Regions from separate parts of the Homo sapiens genome. Here all the other regions are linked to region 1. The links are chromatin contacts, found by Hi-C or POLR2A ChIA-PET in ENCODE. All regions are on one chromosome and are shown on one strand. The core of a region is the stretch at or near the end of the contact, and the rest is flanking DNA. Distances in the headings are between cores, read along the strand shown. Region 1 overlaps GALNT2 (polypeptide N-acetylgalactosaminyltransferase 2). Region 2 overlaps NUP133 (nucleoporin 133). Region 3 has its middle 67 kb from the start of URB2.

Region 1 (3,785 bases), core at 952-3,451:
GATGAAATTAGGGTCTCAGAGGAAGAGGAGACAGAACTGCAGCATGGCAAAACTGACAAGGCATGAAGCTCAAGAGTCAGGAAATTCCACAAATCCCAAACAGGTTCAGCACAAGGAAAACAACTGCTAGGCATATTATGGCAAAATTGCTGAAAAAAAGAAATATCTGAAAAGGCAGCTGGAAGGAAAAGTCAAATGTCTTCAAAAAGAACAAGACTAACGGTAGACATTTCGCCAGAAACAACAAAAAACAGAAGACAACTGAAAGACAACGTAAAGGTGCTGACAGTCACTGTCAACCCAGAATTTCACAGTCAGTGAAAAGACTCTTCAAAAACAAAAGTAAGCCGGGCGTGGTGGCTCACACCTGTAATCCCAGCACTTTGGGAGGCTGGGGTGGGCAGATGGCTTGAGGTCAGGAGTTCAAGACCGGCCTGGCCAACATGGTGAAGCCTAGTCTCTACTAAAAATACAAAATTGGCCAGGTATGGTGGTGGGTGCCTGTAATCCCAGTTACTTGGGAAGCTGAGGCAGGAGAATCACTTGAACTGGGGAGGCGGAGGTTGCAGTGAGCTTAGATCACACCACTGCACTCCAGCCTGGGCAACATGAGCGAGACTCCGTCTCAAAAAAAAAAAAAAGTAAAGTTAAGATGTTTTCAGACAAACAAAAGGATACAATTCATTGCCAACATACTGGGACTAATAGAAATACTAATGAAATACAGAAGGAATATGGTCTTAGGTAGAAAAATAGAAATATAAGAAATGAGGAGCAATGGGAATATAAATATGTGAATAAATCAAAAGGATATTTACTGCATAAAACAATAAAAGATATCCTATAGAGTTTATAAAGAAAGAATTAAGCTAAATGACAACAAGAGCACAAAGGGCTGAAGGTAAGTGGAAGGTAAATTATTAGAAGGTCTGTGCATTGTCTAAGAAGTAATAAAATTATTCATTTACATTAGGCTCTACATGTGGACTTACTAGTCAAGAATTTAGCAAACCAACAGAGAAGAAAAAACGTAGGAGGATGCAAGGGAAAAAGAAACACAAAGCAGGTGGAACTAAGAGAACACAACCAGTGAGATGTTGGTGTTAAACCCCAATAAACTAGTACTTACATTAAATGTAAAAGAACTAAATACACCATATAAAAGATAAAGATTGTCACAGCAGATGAAAGTCCAAAATCCAACTATAGGCTACTTACAGAAGATACACTTTAAATATAAGGACATAAAAAGTTTGAAAGTGAAAGCATGGGAAAATGTATACCATGCAAAAACATGAAACCAAAGAAAGATGGTGCAGCTCTACTGATATTGTAAAACAAGAAGCATTACCACTGACAAGAAGTGCATTTCATAATGATAAAAGGGCCAGTCTACTAAGAAAATAACAGAAACTCACAAACAGGTCTAAAATAGAAAGAACAGAGCTCTGTTGTAAATGGTCTAGAGGTGGTTAGGTTATCCTTACTAGGCTACGTAATTGCCTGTTTCCTTGTCTGCCTCTCCGGGAAGACTACAGTTTCTTGACAACAAAGACGATCCTCATGGTCATCACTGCATTCCCAGGATGATGGCAGAAAGAAAAGACTAAAGAGTAAAGAAAGCAAATCACACAACTCATTTAGCATCATTGTGCTTTTGCCCAAACCATAACCCAGAGTTACAGATGGGGAAACTGAGCCACACATGTGGGCAGCCACTCAGGGGTTAAGCTTTGAGAATACGTTTGCTAATGATCTTTGAAAAGGAGACTTGAAACGGGCCCTTCAGAGATGCCAACATCGACACAAACGAAATCTCTACAGTCAAATCAATACAGTCTACTTATACCAGTCTCAATGCATTCTTTAATTCAGACAGAGAGAAGGCCTGAAATAGACCAAAAAAAAAGAGGAAACATATCAAGGGAAGAAAAAGAACGGTCTGTGGTTGAAACCAGAAGTTGGTTTTATAAAGACACAAAAAATAAAAACAAAACATAAACAAGCACGCTGATGAATAATGACATGGCTTTGGTGTGAACTGTGCATATCAGATGCAAGTTACAACCTGGGATGAGTTGGTGGGGGACCCGTTAAGCAAGGAGCCATTATTGCTGGCCACTTCCCACTCCCCACATCTCGTATATCTCGCTGAGCCTGCCAGCACCCTTCCAACAGCAGGCAGAGATGTCACACTGACAGGCAGAGATGTCACACTGACTGAACACACAAGCAGTCTCACTTCCTGAACGGCATCAGCAATGTTCCAAGGGAACAGAAATAGAGTGCACTCTTCCAATACATTTTCTTCGAGAATCTGAAGCTGGAAAAAGAAAAACAACCCCATTTCTTCTCCATTTCTCAGCATCCCATCAACGTGTGGCCAGCTTCCCTTAGGAGGTTGTTTGGCTGCAAGTTACCAACACCCATCTCTTCCATTTTTTAGGTGCATTCAGGCCTCATGCCAAGACTCATGCCTAAAAGCCGGGAGTATGAAAGACCCTCTGAAGAGCGGACAGTAAGGGAGCCACAACTGTTAGACAGAACCCTGAGCCCAGGATACAGAGTGCTCCAATTCCTCCACCAGTGAGCCCTGTTAGAACTCAGGCAAGTGGCTCACCTTTCTCGTCTGCCTCATAGACAAGTGATAAAACTTCATGGCTTAGTAACTGTAAAATCCCTGGGGACTAAGGCTCTCTAGATACAAGGTGGTGCCTTATGAGGCCCCGGGATATCCTAGCTGCCTGCCTCTCCCCAAACATGTTCCAACCGACAATGTGAAAAATGAGAAAAACAACCTCTGCTCTGCAAACTGAGCTCACATCCTGCCGAACCTGACTCCTGTGTGCAACTCTTCTACTTTCTGGAAGTGGGGTCTGAGTTCCGAGCCTTCTGGGAACTGGTATACGACATCATCAGAAGTATAGCATCCCTACCCACTTTACAGGAGTGTGATGCAGAGTAAATAAAATTTTTTATTTTTAGAGATAGAGTCTCACTCTGTTGCCCAGGCTAGAGTGCAATAGCATGATCATAGCTCACTGCAACCACAAACTTCTGGGCTCGAGTGACCCTCCCCTTTCAGCCTCCCAAGCGGCTGGGAGTACAGGTGCACACCACCACACTAGAGTAATTGTTTTTTAAGATGGGGTCTCACTATATTGCCCAGGTTGGTCTCAAGCTATCCTCCTGCTTCAGCCTCTCAAAGAGCTGAAATTACAGGTGTGAGCCACTGTGCCCAGCCTTAAATAAAATTAATGCACACAAAAGGCTGAGCATGGGCCTTGATACCAAAAAATGTTCAATGAACTGCTTTGTTACTGTGATTATTGAACAAGCTTTTAAACATTCACTGTTACACCACACCCAAACTCCACCTGCCCCACGGCCACAAATGCCAACAAAGCCAGAACAGCTAAGCCTAGAGAAGCGCCTGTCCCCACCTGTGACACCCCGTGTGGCCTCCCATCTCCTCCACCAGGACCCTGTGGTGCGGCATACAGAGTTGGAGTTGGGCAGCAAATTGATGCGGGAGGAGTGGGTGCTCGGGCCAGCTCTACCATGGAGCAGCGGTTCCGTCACAAGAATCTCAGGAGGCCAGCGGCGCATGTTTATGAGACGCCGCGAGCTGCCGAGAAGTACAACATAAGGACAAAGCTCCAGCCCTGCCTGGGTCTCCAATCACACTCCCACTGGGGAGCTGTGTGGATTTCCCTAGATCTTCTGCCCCCCTAAAAAGAAAACTCTGAGTCCCCTAATAGTTGCCTTAGCCAAAGCCTCCCTCC
Region 2 (3,785 bases), core at 577-3,076, 730 kb after region 1:
GTTTGCTAGTGTCCTGTTGGCCAGAGCAAGTCCAGCTGTAGTGAGAGCGTGCCTAAGCAGATGCGCGTATGGGGTGGGGAGTGATTGTCCTCACTTGGTCACACTTGCTGCTCTAATACTCTTCTGGGTTTAAGGCAAATGCAGATTTCAGTTTATCTTAGACATGTATTCTGCTCATGTATTCTGGTACTTTCCTTAAAAGGTATGGCAAATTCACATTTGAATAAATACTCAGGAAAATGGTGATCCAGCCCCCCTGCTCTGCCCCTTGTTAGCTGTGGGAAACTTTGGACAGATGCTGAACATTTCTGCCATTGTGTTTCTGTTTCTTCCTTTTCGAAGTATTGAGTGGGGTGGGAGTTAGCATGGCTAAAGGATCATTAGTTTATCGTCAGATCTTTGTTTTGAAGGAATATACTGAGTGTACTACCTTCATTTCCCCCAGTTCTGAGCCCATGGTTCCATAATCCCACTCATACTGGTGTCTGATGCATAGCGGCTCACTCACAGAGACAACAGATTCCAAAGTGCTTTTACAGTTCTAACATTCTGTACCTCGTGATCTACTGAGCTTAGTTTGTCACCAGAAGGGGGCACCATTAGGCAAGTTTTTTGTTTCTGTTTAAAATTATATTCTTTTAATCTTGTTCTTTTACATGGTTCAGTCTTCAAAAATCTCAGTTGAAGTACTGTGTTTTTATCTTTCACAAGTTTATCCTGTAATTAAAATTCTGTCACATTTGTGGCATCTCAAAATGTAAATGATAATGCAGCAAGTGACCAGTCATTAGATTTGTTTCCTGTGGCTGCCATAACAAATCACCACAAGCCAGGAGCTTCAAACAACGCAAGTGTCTTCTCTCACAGTTCTGGAGGCCAGAAGTCTGAGAGCGAGGCATGAGCAGGGCCCTCCCTCTGAAAGCTCTGAGAAAGGATCTGTCTTCACCTCTCTCAGCTCCGGGTGGCTGCTAGCAATCCTTGGTTTGTAGATGTGTCACTCCAGTTTCTGCCTCCATTGTCACGTAGCTGTCCTCACATTCACATGGCCTTTTTTTTTTTTTTTGAGACAGAGTCTCACTCTGTCATCCAGGCCAGAGTGCAGTGGTGTGATCTCGGCTCACTGCAACCTCTGCCTCCCTGGTTCAAGCAATTCTTCTGCCTCAGCCTCCCAAGCAGCAGGTGCACACTGCCATGCCCGGCTAATTTTTTGAATTTTTAATAGAGACGAGGTTTCACCATGTTGGCCAGGCTGGGCTCAAACTCCTGGACTCAAGATCCACCCACCACAGCCTCCCAGAGTGCTGGGATTACAGGTGTGAGCCACCATGCCCAGCCCACGTGGCCTTCTTATAAGGACATCAGTCATTGGATTTAGACTCATCATAATTTAACAAATTGTATCTGCAAAAACCTTATTTCCAAATAAGGTTGCATTTTGAGGCACTGGGTAGATATGAATTTGTGGGAGACACTATTCAACCTGGTGTAGTCATCTTAAGATGTTTTACAGGGGAAAATTATTAGGCACAAGAAGGGACCCCTGATCTAAGTCCTGAGCAAGCAGTACCCTCAGGAACAGTGTCATGGGCCCTGTAGCACAGCTGTGCTGAACTCATCCTGCCCAACATGGGTGAAGTACTATGGACTTAATAAGGGATGATTTCTGGGGGAGTGTCAGCTAGCTCTCTTAAAGATGTAGACTCCTTACAAACAGAATTGTGGTGCCTTTAAAGCTGGATTTCTCAACCCCATTAACATTGTCATTTGAGGCCGGGTGTGATGGTTCACACCTGTAATCCCAGTACTTTGGAGGCCAAGGCAGGCAGATCATTTGAGATCAGGACTTCGAGACCAGCCTGACCAACATGGTGAAACCTTGTCTCTTCTTAAAAAAAAAAAAAAAAAAAAATAGCTGGGTGTGGTGGCACATGCCTGTAATCTCAGCTACTCAGGAGACTGAGGCAGGAGAATCGCTTGAACCCAGGTGGCGGAGGTTGTAGTGAGCCGAGATCCCGTCACCGCACTCCAGCGGTGCATTGTAAGCTGTTTAACAGCATCACCAGCCACTTCCTGCTAGATGCCATTAGCACCCTTTCCCCCAACTTGTGATGCCCAAAGTTATCGTCAGACATTGCCAGATGGCCCCTGGGGTCACAATTGGTAGATAACACTTTTAAGTGTGACTGTCTGTTTAATCTTTTGCTAAGGTAATATTACTGTTTTTATAGCATCATTTCTTTGAAATTGATTTTTATGTTATTTTGGTTTTCATTTTATTTAGCCCAAAAAACACTAAATCTTTTGTTCATGAGAGTTTTGGGGAACTTTTTCTGTAATTTTTTATTAAATCTTGCCATAGTCACCTTTGTATTTTCATAACCTGTAGCGTGACTGGGTCACCAGCTTCACCCTGGCCTTTCACGCTTTCAAGAGTTTTTCTGCGTTTCTCCAGTCAGCTGTGTCTCCTGTTCTACCAAGGGACCATGACAGCCCTTTTCCAGTCTCCTCCCACTTCCCTCAGACTTAGCAGAGGACTTAACTTCCTACTTCACAGAGATCACAGAAGCCCTTGATAAGAGCTCCCTGTACCTCCTAGCTTACTAGCTATGAATGTATCTGGATCCCAAATCCTGTTCCTCTTTCCCTCCCAATAAAGTAGGAAGTGTACTCTTCTTCCTATCAGAGACTGCTCTTTGTTTTGAAGGCCACTCTCTCCTGCTTCACTTAAGACTACATCCTTTCAGTTCTCCCTTTCCTCTGTCCTTTGACCTTTCTCGTGCTGGCTCCTTCTCATCAGCAATTAATCATATTTAGTCTGCCATTTGTAAAAAGACCAGTCTTTGACTTTGCGTCCTTTGAGTTACCACCTTATCTGTTTGTTCCTGTTGATGGCTAAACCACCTGAAAGGATGTCTACATTCTCAGTTGTCGACCACATTCCCTCTCTGTCTACTCCCTCGGTGATCTTTTCTCCTCCTTGGCTTCATTTGCTGAAGAAACAGATGTACCATGACCCGGGCCATTATGTGAAAATGGAGAGTGTCCAGCAGCAGTACATATTTCATAGGCACTTGAGTTTCAACGTATCCAAAACCGAGCTTATCTTCTCCAAAGCTTATTCTTCCATCCTTACCCCCTGCTCCAGTGACAAGCACTACCATCTCTTCAGTTCAAAGCAACAACAGAGGAGTCATTCTTATACAGTTGTTCCCCCTTACCCACAGGGGGATATGTCTTAAGACCCCCAGTGGATACCTGAAATTGCATATAGTACTGAATCATATATATACGTTTTTCCTATAGTACCTATGATGAAGTTTAATTTATAAATTGGGCATCCTAAGAGATTAAGAACAATAGTAATAAAACAACCGTAACAATATACAATTGACCTTTGAACAACACGGCTTTGAACTGTGTGGGTCTACATAATATGCAGGCTGTTTTCAACCAAATGCGGATCAAAAATTCACAGCATGTTTTCAACCAAATGCGGATCAGAAATTCACTTGCTTATGCAGAAGGTCGCCTTTTTGTATGCTGGAGCTCCACAGAGCCAGCTGCAGGACTTGAATATGGGTGGATTTTGGTGTATGTTGGGGGTCCTGTAACTAATCCCCTGTGTATACTGAGAGATGACTGTACTGTAATAAAAATATGTGAGTGTGGTTGGTCTCTCTCTCTCTCTCTGTCTCTGTCATCTGTTTTCAGACTGCAGTTGACTGCAGGTAACTGTGACTGTGGGAAGTGAAACCATGAATAAGAGGGGACTACTGTACATCAGA
Region 3 (3,785 bases), core at 717-3,216, 520 kb after region 1:
TGGGTACAAATGAGTCAACTTCATCCTTGCCACATCATTAAGGGATGGGTATTACTAGTCCCATCTTAGATGCAAAGAGAATGTGACTTGGAGCGGCTCAGTATTTGCCCCCTCTGCAGCAGTGCATGGCAGAAGGGATCCAAGCAAGCTGCACACAGGATCTTCTATGATGCAAATTCACACAGGGAGGAGGCAGAGCACCTGCCTGGAAAAGTGTCTCAAACTGAGTTTGGAAGGATATACAGGGGTTGGCCCAGCAAAATGGGTAGTTAGGATAAAGTCAACCTATACAGAGAAAAAAACACATTTCCAGAAGTGGAAGTGTGGGGTGGGCCCGTGCCTGGAAGATGCCAGTGTATCCGTGAGGTGTAAGACATGAGGCTAGAGAGGTGGGAAGGGCCAGGCCATTCTCCAGAAGATTCTAGATCAGTCCAGAATTTATTCTCAGGGGTTAAATTCAGTCATTTTGTGTACCCTCCTACCCATTTGAAATAGCCAAAATTTCAACCACAAACTCACTAAAAAAAAAAAAAAATTCCATTATTTGTCTTTTCAGATGCCAGAGGTCAAATCTTAAAACTATCTGGCCTGCCTTTGACCTTCATGGGAAAACCTAAAGTGTTCTGTCTCCATAGAGCTAGATGTTCATCAAATCCAATTACCTCTCCCAGCTGCACCGCTCACCAGGAGGCAGGGCTCTGCTGGGGACAAAGAGAGGCAGAGGAAGCAGACTGTCCCCAGCCCCGCTTCCTGCTGCAAATTAAGCCAGGCATCGACTGTGCCGACTCACCACCTGGCTGCTGCCACAACAGCAGCTGCAGCCTGTTAGCACTGAAGAGTTTCTCTCCCAACTATTCCCATTAGTGTGGCCAGCGAGGGGGAGGATGAGTAAGTGTCTGTGCTCAGCTTGGGGCTCTGGCTCCTGCTGTCTCTTCACTGGGCTCTGACCTCCAGGGGCTGGGCGGGACATCCAAGCGTCAGAAGCCAACATAGGCCTGCTGACTCCCAGAGTTCGGCGCCTAACTTGGAGACAGGGCAGCAGAAGAGATTCTCAGCCCTGGCTGCCAAGCATTGCTCAAGAAGCTTCAGATTCAGAGAGACTGGGTAAGGCGGCCCCTCTGGGTCTGTAAAGCACCACTGTGATTCCAAAGCACAGCCAGGGTCAGCACTTCACCGATCTGTATTCACCAGCTGTCCTGCACATGTGTCTTTGATAGGACATGTGGGAAAGACATTAGGCCCTTCCAGCTCCCAGTAACTAAATATAGTCCTTCACATATCTCAGGGTAAGGCACTCTGTACCTTTTCAAACTGCTTTCATATACCTTGTCTCATTTGAGCCTGTGAGCAAGGGGAGGAGGCCGCTGAAACCCCAAGGTGCACTGAACGCCCCTGATGCCTTTAATCACGCAGCCAATTAGAGGCAAGGTTGGAACTATGCACCTTGTCTCCCTGGCTCGTGGTCTGATATTTCTCATGGCTATCATGTAGCCAGGCAAAGATCCTATTAGTATGGTTATGCTTTCAATTATTCAATACTTCTGTGTTACAATACACTGCTTATGTGGAACTGCTTGTAAGTGGCCATCATTGACTTCACCGATGAATCTGCTCCCCCTGTGTTGGAGAAAGTACCGAGTCATTGCCTCTAACCCCTAGCAAATGTAAAATACCTTTGCAATAGCTGGAAAAAGAAAATCACTGATGCCGACAGAATCTCCTTCATTCTCATAGACTAGGTAACAAAAGGGGAAGAAATCATGTCAGCTGAAAGATCTGGGGAGAAATCGATTTGGGACTGCTAGAATCACAGGAAGTTTTTGTTGAAGGATCAGAAACCCACGCAAGCCAGCTCAAGCAAAAGGTTTATTGTACAAGACACAGAGCGATGTAACAGAACCCAGCTGTAGGAAGTGCAGCTGGGTCTCCAGGGAACCAGAGAATGAATGGCAACCGTTTCTCAAGCCACATCATCTCTCATCTTGGCTTCTCTCTGTACACCTGCTCCCATATCCTCCCTATGGGCTGGCTTCCCCTTGCTGTTCAGGGTTTCTGCTCCTTCACAACTTCAGTTTGCTTATTGCTTTGTCTAAGTAAGCCTCACCATGAAACTTGACTCTACATAACTGTACTTGGAACCTATAGCTAATCAAGTCAGTCCCCGGAACTGGAAGCATCCCTATTCCAGATCCTCAGGGAGAGGATCTGACTGTTTGGCTGGGCTGGCAGGGCCCACCCCACTGTCCACTCATCTGATTCCAGGAAGGATTGAGTCTCATGGGATGCTGCCTAGATCTAAGCTGGCAATGGGGATGACAGGTAAAGAGACCAGTCACTTAGAACTGAGCCAAGACAAACTCAGATGACTCTATCCCAGGAAGAAAGGCAAAGCCTCCCTTCTGAAAGCCATTCAACAAGCAGGTCATTGAAGTGTGTTGGAACACAGGTTAGAATAATAAATAATAGGCTGGGTGTGGCGGCTCACGCCTGTAATCCCAGCACTTTGGGAGGCCAAGGTGGGTGGATCACCTGAGGTCAGGAGTTCAAGACCAGCCTGGCCAACATGGCGAAACCCTGTCTCTACTAAAAATTTAAAAATTAGCTGGGCATGGTGGTGCATGCCTGTAGTCCCAGCTACTTGGGAGGCTGAGACATGAGAATTGCTTGAACCTGGGAGGCAGAGGTTGCAGTGAGCCAAGATCGCACCACTGCACTCCAGCCTGGGTGACAGAGCGAGACTCCGTCTGAAACAAACAAACAAAAAAGAATGATAATAATGTGTGAAAAACCAGGACGCACAATCTACGGGACCACATTCTCACTGAGGAAGTGGTTTTCTAGAGCAGTGACTATATAATCCTTTTAGTAGGTGAATCAGTCAAGCAGGTCAAAATACCTCATTTCCCAACAAACCTTACAAGAAAAAAAGCCCTGCCAGATTAAACAAGAATATGAGTCTCTTCTAGACGAGATTCTGAAAACCCAGATAAGTAAGAAAAACACTGGACCAGGACTCCGAAATCCCGAGTTTTCATTCAGGCTTTGTTATGAATTTTTCATCTGGTGGCCCTTCCTTCTTCATTTAGCTAACTTCTCATCAAGACTCAGCTCCCAGGGCTGAGGCCGGTGACTTACTCCTGTCATTCCAGCACTTTGGGAGGTCAAGATAAAAGGATTTCTTGAGGCCAGGAGTTTGAGACCAGCCTGGGCAATATAGTGAGACCCTCTGTCGGCAGAAAATTTTAAAAATTATCCAGGTGTGGTGGTGCATGCCTGTATTCCTAGCTACTCAGGACACTAAGGCAGAAGGATCGCTTGAGCCCAGGAGTTGGAGGTTACAGTGAGCTGTGATGGCACCACTGCATCTAGCCTGGGCAACAGAGTAAGACCTTGTCTCAAACAAACAAACAAAAATGCTCAGTTCCAGGAAGTTCCTGCTCTGTGCTCCCACAGGACCATCTACATGCCTCCATCATGGCAGCTCCCCATTGTCCTAAAATTGTTTGCCTACCGTCTGTTCTCTCACTGGAAGTACATTCCTCTAGCATGGATCCTCTATGTCCTCAGTTATACCCCCATGTGTTCTGCCGTACTTGACATATAGTACTCAATAAATGTTTTTCAGCTGAACTGACTATGAGAAGATATTTATCTGAGCTGCAAATCAAGGCACACACACTGTTGTCTGGCTGAAAACCTCGAGCCCTTTGTGGTAGGAGATTGGGTACCACTTGATAGACAGTAGAGAACACAGGGACAGCCAGTACTCTAAAGCATAGCCAGCC

What was found. A loop is a pair of places that touch in the nucleus more often than their neighbours do. ChIA-PET counts read pairs that join two places held with the same protein, here RNA polymerase II (POLR2A). Pooled maps may share reads with other maps.
Region 2: a loop to region 1 is called in a pooled map, with 15 times the contacts of the local background. The contact joins two enhancer-like sites. A Hi-C loop is called at or near these places in 1 of 37 single-sample maps with no recorded cell type and 3 of 50 pooled maps. POLR2A ChIA-PET finds 5 or more read pairs at or near these places in 1 of 52 experiments (OCI-LY7).
Region 3: a map with no recorded cell type shows a loop between it and region 1 (5-fold over the local background). The contact joins two enhancer-like sites. A Hi-C loop is called at or near these places in 3 of 37 single-sample maps with no recorded cell type and 2 of 50 pooled maps.

The regions. Positions count from the first base shown.
Region 1 is chr1:230,210,972-230,214,756 of GRCh38, reverse strand. The region is part of intron 3 of GALNT2 (polypeptide N-acetylgalactosaminyltransferase 2); the gene reads right to left. Among named protein-coding and RNA genes, the nearest start is that of GALNT2, 150 kb to the right of the region's middle. Within about 2 kb of position 2,201, at least 16 of the 41 ENCODE cell types and tissues checked have a DNase peak (open chromatin) inside an H3K27ac peak, as active enhancers do; they include OCI-LY7, where a contact is called at or near this core.
Region 2 is chr1:229,478,977-229,482,761 of GRCh38, reverse strand. The region is part of intron 12 of NUP133 (nucleoporin 133); the gene reads left to right. Among named protein-coding and RNA genes, the nearest start is that of NUP133, 27 kb to the left of the region's middle. RefSeq lists an enhancer at 2,908-2,957 and a silencer at 3,662-3,771. Within about 2 kb of position 1,826, at least 4 of the 41 ENCODE cell types and tissues checked have a DNase peak (open chromatin) inside an H3K27ac peak, as active enhancers do; they include OCI-LY7, where a contact is called at or near this core.
Region 3 is chr1:229,691,517-229,695,301 of GRCh38, reverse strand. No RefSeq gene overlaps it. Among named protein-coding and RNA genes, the nearest start is that of URB2, 67 kb to the right of the region's middle. RefSeq lists an enhancer at 1-390. Within about 2 kb of position 1,966, at least 13 of the 41 ENCODE cell types and tissues checked have a DNase peak (open chromatin) inside an H3K27ac peak, as active enhancers do.